Linked DNA regions of Homo sapiens: region 1 is linked to region 2. The links are chromatin contacts, found by Hi-C or POLR2A ChIA-PET in ENCODE. All regions are on one chromosome and are shown on one strand. Each heading gives the region's core, a stretch centred on a gene start or an enhancer-like site at or near the end of the contact. The rest is flanking DNA. Distances are from core to core; before and after follow the strand shown.

The links. Hi-C counts contacts between places; a loop is a spot of excess contacts on that map. ChIA-PET counts read pairs that join two places held with the same protein, here RNA polymerase II (POLR2A). Pooled maps may share reads with other maps.
Region 1: a map of MCF 10A shows a loop between it and region 2 (5-fold over the local background). The contact joins two enhancer-like sites. A Hi-C loop is called at or near these places in 1 of 168 maps with a recorded cell type or tissue (MCF 10A), 8 of 37 single-sample maps with no recorded cell type and 4 of 50 pooled maps. POLR2A ChIA-PET finds 5 or more read pairs at or near these places in 3 of 52 experiments (MCF 10A, activated CD4-positive, alpha-beta T cell and activated T-cell).

The regions. Positions count from the first base shown.
Region 1 is chr2:222,446,627-222,450,592 of GRCh38, forward strand. All of the region lies in intron 1 of SGPP2 (sphingosine-1-phosphate phosphatase 2), which reads left to right. Among named protein-coding and RNA genes, the nearest start is that of SGPP2, 24 kb to the left of the region's middle. Within about 2 kb of position 2,310, at least 2 of the 41 ENCODE cell types and tissues checked have a DNase peak (open chromatin) inside an H3K27ac peak, as active enhancers do.
Region 2 is chr2:222,517,181-222,520,662 of GRCh38, forward strand. The region is part of intron 2 of SGPP2 (sphingosine-1-phosphate phosphatase 2); the gene reads left to right. Among named protein-coding and RNA genes, the nearest start is that of SGPP2, 94 kb to the left of the region's middle. RefSeq lists an enhancer at 1,271-1,863. Within about 2 kb of position 1,996, at least 4 of the 41 ENCODE cell types and tissues checked have a DNase peak (open chromatin) inside an H3K27ac peak, as active enhancers do.

The DNA of each region.
Region 1 (3,966 bases), core at 1,060-3,559, 70 kb before region 2:
CATTGGCTGTTCATTATTCATCATGATTTATCTCTGCCAGCCAATTAAGATCCTTTCCATTTTTGGCTAAACAGTGGAATAAATATTTAATGTGGATATCCTTATTGATTTGATTGAGCCATTTTGAACAGATTGACAGGAATCAAAGATGGATGCCTTCTTTGTCCGTCGTATCCAGTGATAACTCAACATTTGGAGCCTGAAGGATTTGGGGCATGATGGAAATGTTACTGAAATAAATGAGAAAATATGGAAAAAAGAAGGATTGAGTTGTAAAGGAAGTCCGTAAACTCAGTAGTAAAGAAATTTTTGCTGCTATAGGTGACAGTAGTCCCTGTTAATAGTTGCTTGAAATTTTTATTCTTTTCTCATAGAACAAGAGGTTAGAGGCTGGTGAATGCTGACATTTGTTCAGCTGCTCCACAATATCATCAGACTCAAGCTGCCTCTTTCTTTATGCTCCTCCATGTTTTGCCTGTTGGCTTGTTGCCTCATATGCTAAGATAGCTGCTGTTGCTTCTGACATCAGAACCATGTTCCAGCTAGGAACAAGGTGGAGTAGTGATGGCTGCTTGTATCCTTTTTATAAAGAAAACAAAAGCATATCCAGAAGATCTTGCCTCTGACCCACCCACCTCCCTACTTCTCACTGACAGGACTGAGTGTCATGGCCACCCCTAATTGCAAATGAGGTTGGGAAAGAAGGAAGTTGAATTGCCAGACTGACTTGCACTATTGCCTGAGGTTTGGCCTGAGTTTGAGTTCTGCTAACAAGCCACAAGAAAGTGGGTAGTGTCCGGTAAGCAATTAACAGTGTCTGTGTGTTATGCTTTGAGAAATTGAGTTCCTGGGCATTCACGAGGTTTTGTTGGGGCAGTAAAGAACCCCTGATATCTGGGCCGAGGATCCATAATAAAAGAGAAAATTAGAGTGATTGTTGCAGAACCATAGAGGGAACAGAGGTTGACTAATCAGACACAAGTTAAATAACAGATTGTTCCATTTGAAGGAGAAAACCCTATGAGAAGTGAGAAGAACTATGCTTTACTGCATTTTACATAGATGGTTTCATTTAATTCATGTAATTTTCCTCCTGAGAACCTAGTCATTCTACAAACATTTATTGAATGTTTACTATATGCCAGCCACTGAGCTAGGCACTGGGAATACAGTGGTGAGTAAAACAGGCAAAGCCTCTTCAATGCTGAGCTCACGGGTTAGTGAAGGAGGTAAAAAAAAAATAACCAGAGGGGCACATAACAAATAATGTCAGGTAGAAATAAGCACAGCAAGAAAACTCATAGCTAAACAAGGGGATAGAGAGAGCAAGAGAGGTGTATCTCCAACACCACGAAGCAATTTCTCTTGTCACCATTTTATTGCCAAGGATGCTGAGGCAGGCCAGCTAGAATCCCAAGTGACCAGGTAGTATTCGGCAGAACCTTGCTTATGATCTAGGTTGGACTCCGAAGCACATGCTTGGGAATACGTCATGCAGCTGGGAATTGGGGAAACATTTAGTGTCTGCATCTAAGTGGAGAGCTGGAGTCTCTCATGGGACTCGGTGAGAAGAATTCAAGCTCTGTACCATAAAGCTCTTTGGAGTTTTATCTTTGCTCTACATCAGGAACACTCAATGCATGATTTTTACCATGACTTCTTGGTCTCTGCTGGCCAAGTGTGGTTGTTCAAACAAAAGGACTGTACCCCACCATGCCATGAGCCATGTGGGACATACCAGCACCTGCTTTGTGTGCAAGCTGGAGGGATGGTTGAAAAGAGCACAGGCTCTGGAGTCCAACTGATTGGGTTTGCACACTTACTCTCCCACTTGTTGGTGCATAAACATGGGCAAGTTAGCCTCTATGGGACTGAGTTTACCCACCTGCAGAGTTTCTACTGTGTTGTAGTGGAGAACATGTGAGATAAGACAGATAATGGGAGCACAGGAAATGCTTAATAAGCGCTGTGTTGTTTTTGTTGGTAGCATTTAGAAACTCTGCATTATTTTTTGTTATGCTCACATTGCAGAGCTAGCCTCAGAAAGACATGCTTTTCCATGCAGAAGTCTCAAATTCACAAGTTTATAAATTGTGAACAGCCTGGTGACATGATAAGGCACTGTGTTCCCCTGATGGCATATTTCTGAAGCACAGCATGCTCAAAATTTTATCTTCCCGTGTTACATGCTTTTGCAGACAGCACAATATGGAACCAGTCAGGCTCCTAATTATGACAGCAGTCCAGAGCCAGAATCCAGTCATCCAGTTGACAAAGGACTTGGTACAGAGAACAGTGACCAGCTGTTCCCCATCTCCAGTGAGCAGCGAGTAAGAGGAAATGGGTTTAAGCTGCATGAAGGATTTGGGTTATTTATGGTGGAATTTCCTGACCGTGAAGGTTGCTCAACATTAGGACTGGATTACAGAGAGAGGGTGTAGAATTTCCGTCTGTGGAGATTCCGAAAACATGTTCTTGTTTGCGAGATGACTACAGATGCTGCCTTCCCACTGTGCGTTCTGTCTTGTCTCTCTCCCTTTCTACCCATCTGGTCGTTGAAACCAAATGAACCTTCTCTAAGACATTGAGGGTGGGGCTGCTATTTGGAGAAGGGAAAAGAGCTCACAGTTAACTGGTCAGAACATCATCCACTTTTTGACATTTTGATTGCAGGCTTTGGCATTTTGGGTGAGGACACACAAACACAAATTCATTTAGTTAACCTAGGACTGAAAAGCCCACCTGGGCCAGGTGAAAAACAAAAATGGTCAGGTTTACAACTTTGAAGAACTTGGAGAACACGTGCCCCATCCTAAGGATGCAGCCTTTACTCAGGTCAGCCAATTTTTTTTTTTTTTTTTGAGACGGAGTCTCGCTCTGTCACCCAGGCTGGAGTGCAGTGGTGCGATCTCAACTCACTGCAACCTCTGCCTCCCAAGTTCAAGTGATTCTCCTGCCTCAGCCTCCCAAGTAGCTGGGACTATAGGCACCTGCCACCACGCCCTGCTAATTTTTTGTATTTCTAGTAGAGATGGGGTTTCACCATGTTAGCCAATTCTTATCACAAGGACTGTGGGAATGCACACTGCTGCCAAGCTGATTTTCAAGAGCAGTATGAAATCTGGGGAGTTTTAAAATTCTGGCAACTAATTTTCTAAAAGCCAGTTATGTGTGTACCAAGGGGAATGTAGATCTGTGGGTCATAATTCCATGTGCAGGGTGCTTGTTTGTGACTTCTGATCTGTGAGGTCACCTTGGTCCATTGGCCCTGCTAGCAAGTATGGGAATGAGCATCTCTCCAAGTTCAGACACGGGTTTGAGGTGGCAGAATTTGTCTTTTAAAATGGAAAACCTCTATATTTATATTTATGAGCTGAACCATAAGAAATTGACATTTTTGTGTATCAACAATAATCAAATATTGTCAATTTCATGTGCTTCAATCTAAAAGGAATCATCCACTTAAGAGAAACTAGAATATGAAATATAGACTGTGTTCTGTCCTGCAGCATCAAACATTTCTGCCTCCTCTGAGACGAAGAAAGCACTCACTAACTGTTCCAGCACCCCACGTTATTTACTAGCAGACCATGCCTGGCAGATGGAGGTGACATCAGCCATTGCCTGAGTAACATCCATCTTCTCATTTGCACCAAGCAGCTTAAAGAGTCTGCCCTTCCTGGGACTAATGGCTTTAATATTAACATTGTTGAAGCTCCTTTTAGCAGCAGCATAGCCATTTGTGGAAATTTTCCAAATAATCATCTTTCTCTTCTTTTATCTTTCCTTCCATCAATTAGTTATAGGCTATCATTTTCTACAGATATTTTTAGTTTCTATGGATATCATTGCAGAAATCAACTGGACATAGCTGAGGATGAAACAATTGTTACCCTCAGGTAGGTGGACAGACTCCACCTCCAAAAGCAGTAAGATGGGTTTCATCCAGGATCCGCAACTTCAGTG
Region 2 (3,482 bases), core at 746-3,245:
CCCTGGCAAAGGCCCCACCCTCCAGCCTGGAAACCCACTGCCCTAAATAGGAACAGGCATTCCTGTTTTCTCACCCCCCTATCCTGTACCCATATAAACCCCAAATCCCAGACTCCACAGGCAGAAAAACAGAAGAGCAGAAGAGCAGCAGAATGGCACAGCAGAGAAGGGGAGGAGAGGAAGAACATCTGAACATCGAGAGGAGTTCCGCTGGGGACAGTCGGAGAGGAGATCGGCTGCTGGATAACCAAACTCCAGGGGAAGATCATTTTCCCACCACATCCCCCTTCCAACTCCCCATCCATTCCACAGAGAGCCACCTTCACCACTCAATAAAACCCCTGTATTCACCATCCTTCAAGGCCCTGTGACCTGATCCTTCCTGGACACTGGACAAGAACCCAGGTGCCAAGATGGCACTGAGCTGGTTAACACTTAAGCTGTCTGTGATGGCAGAGCTAAAAGAGCACTGTAGCATGCCCACTGGGGCTTTGAGAGTTGCAGACACACATCCCTAGACTCCTAACGTGGGGCCAGAGCCCCAAAAGCATTTGCCCAGGCTCCCTGCACCCTGCCCGTCTGTGTGCTTCCCCTCCTATAAGGGGTTTGAGCAGCAGCTGCAGCCAAACAGACGAGCCACACCCCTGTTGCACGTCCTGTGAAGGGGGTCAGGGAACTCTCCTATTTCACTTTAACCAGCCCCAGGTTCTCTGGCCATCCAGGTTGAACCAGAGTTTTCTGTATATGTACACATACTCATAGAATTCTGTGGATTGTTTTTCAAAGCCTTTTCACATTATCCTCTGAAATCTTCTTATTGTGTCACCATTTTCCCTACTCAAGGATGGGGACCTAATACAAGGCTTGGCTCATCATAGCATCATTGTCACAAATGGCAATGCCAGAAACAGGATACAACCTTCTGAGAGTGATACTTTTCCTCTGCAACTTGAAAAATGTAGCTCTATTTTCTCCTGTTTAAAGAGAGCTGTGATCACAGTCATTGTTATTTGAAAATTATTAATGAGACATAATATGCAGCCGTAGTATTTTTAAATAAAATGAATGATTTTCCTAATTCCACAAAACATTCTTCAAACATAGAAGGTGAAATATAAATGAAGACAAAGGAACTCATGAACCTCAAAGAAATTTAACTTTATCTGAAGGAGAGTCACCCAATCATTATTTTTATGATTCTAAGGTTTCCTGTTTCTGATGATTTTAAGTATTTTTTTACCCTTATCCTCTCTGTTAGGATGTGAGGATTTTAAGTATTTTTGAGGGAACTAGCATTAGTAGTTATGCCTGTGATATTTTGTTTATGTTGGTGAGTGAGGAAGAAGTAGGACTGAGAAGTATATTTCAAGCAGCTTCTGAGAAATTCCCAGTAGTCGGTAATACCTGCCAGTTTTTCAACTCCCCAGATAATGGTCAGTTAGTTGTGGTTTTTACAGGTTCACAGGAGGGAGGCAGAAACATAAAAAGAGTGAGCTGATTTCCAGGAGAGTAGTTCCTGGTGGTTAAGTGGATGGTAAAGAAGTTAAGTTTCAAAGTCTGATTCGAAATTGCAGCTATGGAATTCAGAGTAATTGTCGCTGAGGCTTTATAGCCTGTGGATTTGGCCTGCTGTGCACAGGGAGTGGTTCTTGGTTTTTAGCCCAGAGCAAAGTGGCAGTGAAGCACAAACACATATGCAACACCTTCTCAGGGGGTTACTGGGTTTGCTGGAATTATGCACGGAATTAACCGGCAACTCAAGGAGTTGAAAGAAAGCACAAGAATGTGGGAACTCCTACAGCAATCCAGCTGACTAATCAAAATTATTTTGAAATAGTTCTTCATAGTGGGCCAGCTGACTAACCAAAATTATTTTGAAATAGTTCTTCATAGCGGGTTTTGTTCCAAGCAAGGTAATGCCATCCATCACGAGCTAAATAAAACCCTGGTAAGGTCAACACAGTCCTGGTAAGATATGTTTTGTGATTAAAGCCCACAACAAAGTGATTTGTACAAGAGGACTATATAGTGCGGTGCTTCTTAAATTCCCCTGTGCACATGAATCACCTGGCAATCTTGTGAAAATAGAGATTCTAATTTAGTAGGTCTAAGGAGAATCCTGAGATGACTACATGTTAAAGCAGCTCCTGGGTGAGGCTGGTACAGCCAGTTCTCAGACAATGCTTTAAGTTGCAAAGGCAGGTACTTAAGTAAATATGTTGCTCTTGCATATTAGATTATGAAGTTGTCCTGTAAATTTCTTTGACAAAGTAAGTTAGTCTATTGTTAATAATCCTATTCACTCCTTCACAAAGTAAACAAGTCTGTTGTTAATAATCCTATTCACTTTTAGAGGGTATGGACATCCAATTCTTTTTTAAAAAAATCAACTTTCATTTTAGATATGGGGGATATATGCGCAGGTTTGTCCCAGAGGTATAGTGCACCCAGGTAGTGAGCATAATAAACAATAGTTTTTCAACCTACTCCCTCCCCGTCTAGTGGTCCACAGTGTCTGTTGTTCCCGTGTTTATGTCCTTGTGCGCTCAATGTTTAGCTCATAGTTATAAGTGAGAACATGTGGTATTTGGTTTTCTGTTCCTGAATTAATTTGCTTAGTATTTTGTCCTCCAGCTCCATCCATGTTGTTGCAAGAACATGATTTTGTTCTTTTTTATGGCTGTGTAGTATTCCATAGTGTACCTGTACCACATTTTCTTTATCCAGTCCACTATTGATGGGCACCTAGGTGGATTCCATGTCTTTGCTATTGTGAATACTGCTGCAATGAACAGATGAGCATATGTGTCTTTTTGGTAGAATGATCTATTTTCCTTTGGGTATATACTCAGTAATGGGATTACTGGGTGGAACAGTAGCTCTGATTTTAAGTTCTTTGAGAAATCTCCAAACTGCTTTCCACAGTGACTGAACTAATTTACATTCCCACCAGCAGTGTATAAGCATTTCCTTTTCCCCACAGCCTCACCAGCATCTTTTGTTTTTTGACTTTTTAATAATAGCGATTCTGACTGGTGTGAGGTGATATCTCATTGTGGTTTTTGACTTGTATTTCTCTGATGATTTGTGATGCTGAGCATTTTTTCATATCTTTTTTCAGTAGATATGAACGCTGGTATGTCTTCTTTTGAGAACATGTTCATGTACATCAAATTCTGATTTCTATCTTCTGCTTTGAAAAAAAGGAGGGAGAATATGTCTTCGTTAATGACCTCATGGAAAAATCATTTTTAAAAACTCCATATTAGGCCAGGCATGGCAGCTCACGTCTGTAATCCCAGCACTTTGGGAGGCCGAGGCCGGCAGATCTTCTGAGGTCAGGAGTTCAAGACCAGCTTGACCAACATGGTGAAACCCTGTCTCTACAAAAATATAAAAATCAGCCAGGTGTGGTGGCAGATGTCTGTAATCCCAGCTAGTCAGGAGTCTGACGCAAGAGAATTGCTTGAACCTGGGAGGCA